Regions from separate parts of the Homo sapiens genome. Here region 2 is linked to region 1. A link is a contact called in ENCODE Hi-C or POLR2A ChIA-PET data. All regions are on one chromosome and are shown on one strand. Each heading gives the region's core, a stretch centred on a gene start or an enhancer-like site at or near the end of the contact. The rest is flanking DNA. Distances are from core to core; before and after follow the strand shown.

What was found. A loop is a pair of places that touch in the nucleus more often than their neighbours do. ChIA-PET counts read pairs that join two places held with the same protein, here RNA polymerase II (POLR2A). Pooled maps may share reads with other maps.
Region 2: a loop to region 1 is called in a map of A673, with 4 times the contacts of the local background. The contact joins the promoter of LINC00690 here to the enhancer-like site in region 1. A Hi-C loop is called at or near these places in 2 of 168 maps with a recorded cell type or tissue (A673 and natural killer cell) and 5 of 50 pooled maps. POLR2A ChIA-PET finds 5 or more read pairs at or near these places in 6 of 52 experiments (K562, OCI-LY7, activated T-cell and 1 more).

What each region holds. Positions count from the first base shown.
Region 1 is chr3:16,481,521-16,485,469 of GRCh38, reverse strand. The region is part of intron 2 of RFTN1 (raftlin, lipid raft linker 1); the gene reads left to right. LOC124906219 (a long non-coding RNA gene) reads right to left here. Exons shown (of 3, transcript XR_007095839.1): 3 at 1-3,949. Among named protein-coding and RNA genes, the nearest start is that of RFTN1, 30 kb to the left of the region's middle. RefSeq lists an enhancer at 1,938-2,790. Within about 2 kb of position 2,594, at least 17 of the 41 ENCODE cell types and tissues checked have a DNase peak (open chromatin) inside an H3K27ac peak, as active enhancers do; they include OCI-LY7 and natural killer cell, where a contact is called at or near this core.
Region 2 is chr3:16,533,992-16,538,003 of GRCh38, reverse strand. LINC00690 (long intergenic non-protein coding RNA 690) reads right to left here and starts at 1,686. Exons shown (of 3, transcript NR_103843.1): 1 at 1,510-1,686. RefSeq lists a silencer at 2,146-2,341.

The DNA.
Region 1 (3,949 bases), core at 1,345-3,844:
GTTGTATGTATGGAGTCCTTGCTGTTGTATGTATGGAGTCCTTGTTGTTGTATATATGGAGTCCTTGCTGTTGTATATATGGAGTCCTTGCTGTTGTATGTATGGAGTCCGTGCTGTTTTATGCATGGAGTCTGTGCTGTTGTATGTATTGAGTCCTTGCTGTTGTGTGTATCAAGAGTTAATTCCTTTTTGTTTCTGAGTAATATTCCCTTGTTTGCATGTGCCACAATTTGTTGAATCATTTTCCTGTTGAACATTTGGGAAATTTCCAGTTTGGGGCTATTATGAAAAAAAAAAGCTGAATATCCACGAACAAGTGTTTTGTGTGGATGTTTTCACTTCTGTTGGGGAAATATGTAGGAGTGGAATTGTTGGGTTTATGCTAAATACATGTTTACCTTTATAAGATACTGCTCAACTGTTTTCCAAAGTGTTTGTTCTATTTTACATTTCCAACAACAATGTATGAGAGTAGAGAGCTTCATTTTTTATAGGTAATAATCAGAGTTACTTTTTATTCAGCACCTACTGTTGTATTAATCTCTTCTAAACAAACTAACAACAATCTTATGAGGTAGGTGGAGTCACCCCCACGGTATAGAAGAATAAATTGAGATATTGAGTTTGGAGCAGTTATAAAAGAAACTTGCTAGGCCACCAAGCACTTGGAGCTTTGCAGGATATCTTGTAGTTTTACTGAACAGCAAAGCCTTCACTTTGGCTTTCTTGGTTCCTGAATCTTCTGTGTGCTGTGGTGGGTTTAAACTAAATTGAAGGGCTTCAACATGAAAAAGTTCAAAGGTAATTTATTCACCTTTGCCCCTTTCTCAAGCTTGTCTTCTTCTATTTCTATTCTTAAGTTCCTCCTTATAAGACATTCCCATGACACGCATTACAATTTCGAGGATCATTCCACACTGCTGCATTTTACAAATTCCCATCTTTGTGGTTTTCCTGTCTAAGAGGACTTTAAGAACTGATTTTCGGGATGTTTTCTTCGACATTGTGCTGACCAGGCTCATACTTGGCTTTCGGCCACCAGCATTCTAGCCTTAAACTCTGTATATAAATTTTGGGTGGTCATGATAATAACAGGATGACATTCCTTATTCAAGACATGCACATTGCGCAATAAGTTTTCTACAGGTCCAGTTTTTCTTTGACCTCCAGTCTGGGGGGTGTTAGTCTGACACACAACTACAGAAGCAGCTGATAATCATTGTTTATAAGAGTTGTCCTTTCAGTCTCCCTTCACGGCTGGGAAAAAGACTAATCTAAAAAAATGGATCATGATTTACATTATATTCTGAAAATTAAGAAATGAAAGTTGTGGGGAGCTAAGTGTTTGGGTGCCTAATGGCTAGTTATAAATCCTGGCACTATTAGCCTTTCTGATTTCGTGAAGGGAGATGATAGGCCAGTTCCATGGCCTCATCTAAAATAATGTCAATCTCCAGAAAAGCCTTTAAAACTAATCATTAGCTTAAAGGAGTGGTTCCCAACCTTGAGAGTGAATCAGAATAGCCTGGAGGGCTTGTCAAAATGCAGAGTCCTGGGCCCCATCCTCAAAGTTTCTGATTTAGTAAGTCTAGGGCAAGGCCTGAGAATCTGCTTTTGTAATAAGTTCCCAGGCAATGCTGATGCTGCTGGTCTGGGGACCACACTTGGAGAACCTTAAAAGATCATGTGGAGTACAATTTTTTTTTTTTTAATTTGAGTGGAGATGGCAGAAAAAAATTATACTAGTGTGATCTTTTGAGTATAAAATAAATTCAACAAATGTTTACTTACCTACCTATGTATTATGACCAAATCATAACTTACTTTCTTTAGGTGACTTGGAATATATTTGGGAGGACAGGCCAGAGGAATAAAAATAAGGATACAAGGTGACACAATGATTCTCAAAGTTTGTTTAAAAAGTTCCCATGCCCAGCTGCACACCAGACCCATTAAGTCAGTCTTGGTGTTGTGGTTTGGTTCTGTGTCCCCACCCCACCTACAGTTGACACTACAGAACAGGTGTCAACAGACTCAGCTTAAGTCTGTGATGTCTCAGGGAGCTGGCTAAGATGGATACCTGGCTGCTGGTGCCTGCAGGTTCTGGGAGGGAGGGGGGTGCTTTACAGGGGAGCCCAACATCGTAAACTAGGGAAAGGAAGGAAGAGAATTGGAGGGGATGAGTACTTATTTGCATTACAGGAGGATTCTTGGTTTAAAGTGGGTTTCACCATGGGGTTCCTTTAGATAGAGCCTCAAGTACTCTGAAGTGTTTGTTTTGCCTTTCCTTAATGAGGTATTTATTACCTCTCTGTAAATATGATACCTGCAGTTTTAGAACATAACAAATCCATCTATAACATTTGCAGCTCTTCAGCAGAACTGAGCATACAGTCACTGACGTTGATGGCATTTTTTCTAAGTAAAAACAAACAAACCTTGGAGCAAAATGTCAGAAGCCCTGGAGGAGGGAAGGTGGATGGCTAGAAGGGAGGCTCTAAGCAGCCCTTGATACTGCTGCAAGAGGCCCCAGGGTCAGAGTTGGGTGGGGCGGGACTTTCTATATTTCCGCAAATTTAAGCTCACCCCGGTGGGAGGCTCCTCCTCGTACAGTCCTTCATCTTCATGGCAGAAAGGCTGTTCTGCCCCTGCGCCCTCCCTGGCCTCTCTGGGGATCCCTGCAGCTGATGTATTGTGATGGAGCAGTGGACTTGGATGCTGCTGGTATTGATATAATCATTGTTAACAGTAGCAACAGTAATAACAGCTAATGTGGCATGCATGGTGCTCAGTGTCAATTAATCCTTATAGAGATCTTGATTTTACAAATGAGGAAACAAGGCTCAGTGAGGTTACCTAATGTGCCCGTGGTTCTGCAACGAATGTGTGATGAGCTAGAATCAGAACTCAGACTTGCCTTCTTCAATTCTTTACTCTTAAGGATTGTGGACAATACCAAAGGTCCCTCGGGTATGGCTTTGAGATTTGGTTGGCTGTGATCGGTCATTCAAGGACCCCAGCTTTGATGTTCTCTTTTTGATTGAGCCCTACTCTAGGGAGAATTTGGCTGCATGTTTTGGTGAATCATAGATGGTGGGGATGAGAATAGACTGAGTGGTTGAGCATTGTCTTATGCTGTGTTGTTTGCAATGCAGCTTGATATACTTTAGCTCAATTCATCCTTACAAGTCTAGAGATGTTTTTTGTTCTGCTTGACAAATAGGGAGCCTGACAAATAGGGTGGTCTTGTCTTACAGAGCCGCAGCTTGCACTGAGGTCTTCCGACTCCATGTGCCCTGTGTGTCTTGCTGCTGCCTGGGACCCACAGAGTCTCTGAGGGTCCGGAGCCACATTAAGGGTCATGCTGCCCATGACCTGTTGGTGACCACTTTCCTTAGGTATCAAGAACATGAGTGTTGGTCAATAACCCACTGGAGCGTAGTGCTGGCTTCTGTTGTTCCCAGCTTTAAAATAGGGCTAGGTTTGACCTCCAGCTCAGATTCAGAAGGCCAAGTCTGAGCTTGAGTATGTGTGGATGGCTGCCACTTAGTCCCAGTTTTGTAAGTGTGCCAATATCGGGACTTTTCCTGTGCTGAATATAGACTCCTCCTTTGCTGAAAATAGTATATGCGGTAGGGTAGGGAAACATTTTTCTTTCCTAGAAAATCGCTCCTTGCTCCTCTAGGTAACATTGACTTCTGTGAAACCATCTGTTTCTTCCAATATAATTTCCAGACTATTAGATTAAACAGTTTCTCCTGACCCACTTTTGGCTTCTGTTTCTTTTCACTGTTCATTAATAAATTGTGTAGCAGAGTTTTTATGGAGAGTGTGTGTGTGTCTATTTATTTAATTTCAGTTTAGGCAAAAGCAATTGTTGGATGCAGTGAAGTTATTTAACTTCCTACTTGTGTTTCATTTTTGTTTCCGGTTTCTATAATTGCTAAGA
Region 2 (4,012 bases), core at 437-2,936, 53 kb before region 1:
AATATATAAAAATATATAATATAAATATATAAAATATATATAATATAAATATATAAAAATATATATAATATAAATATATAAAAATATATATAATATAAATATATAAAAATATATATAATATAAATATATATATAAATATATAATATAAATATATATAATATAAATATATAATATAAATAGATATTTATATTTATTCATCACAATGACTATATATATATATATATATATATATATATAAAATATATACATTTGAAATATAGTGGTAGAACCCTGTGGGAGACACAGAAGAGATTGGTCCATGGACAATAAGCTTATCGATGGGTTTGAAGATCATCTCGCAAAACCTCTCTGTCTCCCCAAAAGAGCCTCCTGGTCTATGGGTGGGGATCCACTGCATTAATCTGTGCAGTATTCATTATCATATAGGAAGGATTCATTTGACAGACAACAGAGGCTGGAGAATCACACCCAGACAGATGCGTTGTGCTGGAACCTCCTCTGCTCAAAGCTCAAAGCAGACCCACAGAGGACGGCCCCACAGGGACCTGAATGTGGATTCTGCAGGTACCTTTGAGAGGGCGTTTAACTTACAGGAGGGCTTTGAAGACTAATTTTGCTGCCTCGTGGTTTGGGTTTGTTTGTGCCAACATTTTTTGAGAATCAGCAGTGGAAATGTAAGAAATGCAGTCCTGATTTTAGGAACATCAGTTTTCTTGCTAAAACTGCCTGGAGCTTGAAAACTGAGGCCCATGGCTAGGATGTGGCAACCATGCAGTGCATGTTTTGTTTTCCAGCTGAGCCTAGGGTGCAGCTGATCATAGGAGGGACTTGTGTGGACAGAGCTGAGGGCGCCCTGGGGAGCACAGTCTGCAAGGAGAAAAGAGACATTTGTTTAATCTTGTCTGGGGACGGAGGCTGGAGGGGGGAAGCTCCAAAATGGCAGAAAGGAAGATATGGAAAAAGAAATAACCAGGGGGTCTGATTCCAGCCCAGCCCAGGGACTAATAATAAAAACTCCCACTTGTTCATTTGGTCAGGGCCAGGCACTGTGCAGCCTCTTGCTCGGTCCTCCCAACAACTCTGTCGCAGGTACTTTTACTATCCTTCCCATTTTAGAGAAGAAGAAACTGAGGCTTGGATGGTAATTTTCCCAGAGTCACAAAACCAGATCTGTTGTTCTTTGAAAGCTGACTTAAAGGCCCTCCAGGGCTAACTTTTAGTGGCATGTTTCCGTATCTGTGGGCACATGACATAGCTCCAGTGAGTGAAACCTGAAGGGGACACTTTTTTTGGCACCTCAACATTATCAACTTTGGGAGTTGAGTGAATCAACCAACCTCAAGGGTGGGGCATTATTGTCCTTGAGGAACTAAAGTGCACACCAGCTATGGAAACTTGAGACTCCGTCTCTTCGTCTGTAAAATGGGATGACAATGCCTCCTATATCAGAACTGACAGAAAACACAGAGTTAACAGTAGCCTAACAGGAGAAGTATATTTCTCTCTCACATAAACAGTCTCTGGAAATTATAGTCCAGAGTTTGTATGGCGGCTCCGTGGTCATCAAGTACCCAAGATTTCTATATTTTTGTTCTGCTATTGTCACCACATTTCTTCCATCTCATAGTCCTAAATAGCTGCTCTAGCTCCAGCCACTGCTTCTGCTTTCATCCATCCGGAAGGCGGAAGGGGCAAAGAAAGGCACAAGCCCCTTTAAGGTCACGCCCTTCCTGGAAGTTGTACGCGACCCTTCAGTTGACATCCCATTGGTCAAATTCAGTCACGTGCCAAATCTAGCCATCAGGGAAGCTGCGAGAAATGTTTTTTCTGGGAGACCACAAGTTTAGCTAAAAGCCAGGAGTTCCATTCCTAAAAAACAAGGGGAGAAGGGCTGCTGAGGCTGCAGGGAAGCTGGAATGAGTTAAACATATGTAAGTTACCCAGCAGGGGGCTTTCCTGGCACTTCGCGGACAGTAGATAAACACTAGTCATAAATCTTTCTTTCCTTCCTCTGCAAGTTTTCTGCCAAAACTTTCCAATTTGGTCATATCTACATTTACATATGGATAGCAAGCTGATCAGGCACTTATCTTTTGGTGCTCTTATTATTTTCTAATATTTTGTAATAGAAATTTTTTCATGTAGCATTAATTTTTTTTTTTTTTTTTTGAGACGGAGTCTTGCTCTCTTGCCCCAGCTGGAGTCAGTGGAACGATCTCAGCTCACTGCAACTTCTGTCTCCTGGGTTCGAGCAATTCTCCTGCCTCAGCCTCCCGAGTAGCTGGGACTACAGGCACACGCCACCACGCCCGGCTAATTTTTTGTGTGTTTTTTGTAGAGACGGGGTTTCACCATATTGGCCAGGCTGGTCTCGAACTCCTGGACTAGTGATCCGCCCACCTCAGCCTCCCAAAGTGCTGGGATTACAGGCGTGAGCCACCGCACCGGGCCCATGTACCATTACTTTTTTAAAATTCCTTGCTGTCTCCAAAGATTTCTTAGTAAGGGAGTGGTCTTTACTTCTAAAGTTGCAATACTTGGCTTTCTCCCCTTTCCCGTAATATAATTAATGCTCATCACAGAGGGCAAATAAAAATGACATCAGTATTGTAATAAAGTGTGATAACTGAGAAAGCAAAACACCATACTCATCTTTTCTTGGCCTTGGGATAACTACTGATGCTCACAGCACTTCCCAAAAGGCAAAATAGGGTCTGCCACACACAGGCTATTAGAGTTTGGGCAAGTCAGTTTCCTGCTGTAAACCTTTATTTACTCATCTAGCAGATGGGGCTGTGAGGATTAAATGGAATGATTGATGGAAGGAAAACGCTCAGCAGACGGCCTGGCACATTATAAGCCCTCTACAAAGGGCAGAACTTATTGATTTGTTTATTTTTCTATCCAAAAGGATATTAGGCTTGGTGGGAGATTTTTATCAAGGCTTCAAGCTCATGACATTTTGCTTTTGTTATAATAAAACATAAGCTCTTAAAAAGCTTTATTCATTATATCCCCAAACTGGAAACAGTCCAGTCCATCAACAAAAGAATAAAGAAACTCTGGCCTATTCATGGAAAAGAATACTGCTCAGCGATCAAAAGGAATGAACATGGGTGAATCTCAAAACCATTATGCCGAGTGAAAGAAGCCAGACGCGAAAGAGCACATACTGTATAAATCCACATAAAGTTCTATAACAGGCAAAACGAATCTATGACAGACTTTTAAGAACCAGGATAGTGGTTGTGTCTGGAGGGTGGAGGGAGTGGATTACTGAGAAGGAATCTGAAGGAACTGTCTGGGGTGATGATAATGTTCTGTACCTCGACAGAGTTTGAGATGCATTTGTCAGAACTCATCTTATGGCACACTTAAGATTTGTGCACTTTATCATATGTAAATTTTACCTCAAAAGGCAAAAAGAGGCAGAGGACTTTGAGTAGACATTTCTCCAAAGAAGACACACAAGTGGCCAAAAGGCACATAAGAAGGTGCTCAACATCAGTAATCATTAGGGAAATGCACATCAACACCACAATGAGATACCACCTGCTATAGTTGGGCTTGTTTGACCCTTCCAAATCTCATGCTGAAATTTCACTCCTCCAAATCTCATGTTGAAATTTCACTCCTCCAAATCTCATGTTGAAATGTGACCCCTCCAAATCTCATGTTGAAATTTGACCCCTCCAAATCTCATGTTGAAATGTGACCCCTCCAAATCTCATGTTGAAATGTGACCCCTCCAAATCTCATGTTGAAATTTGACCCCTCCAAATCTCATGTTGAAATTTGACCTCCCCAAATGTTGTGTTGAAATTTAACCCTCAGTGTGTGGTAGGGCTTAATGAGAGGTGTTTGGGTCGGGGGGGGCAGATTCCTCATAAATAGATTAATTCCCTAGGCACGGGGATGAGTGAGTTCTCACTCTATTAGTTCCCATGAGAGCTGTTGTTCAAAAAAGGCTGGCACCTCCCCCGGTCCCTCTTTCCTCCTCTCTGGCCGTGTG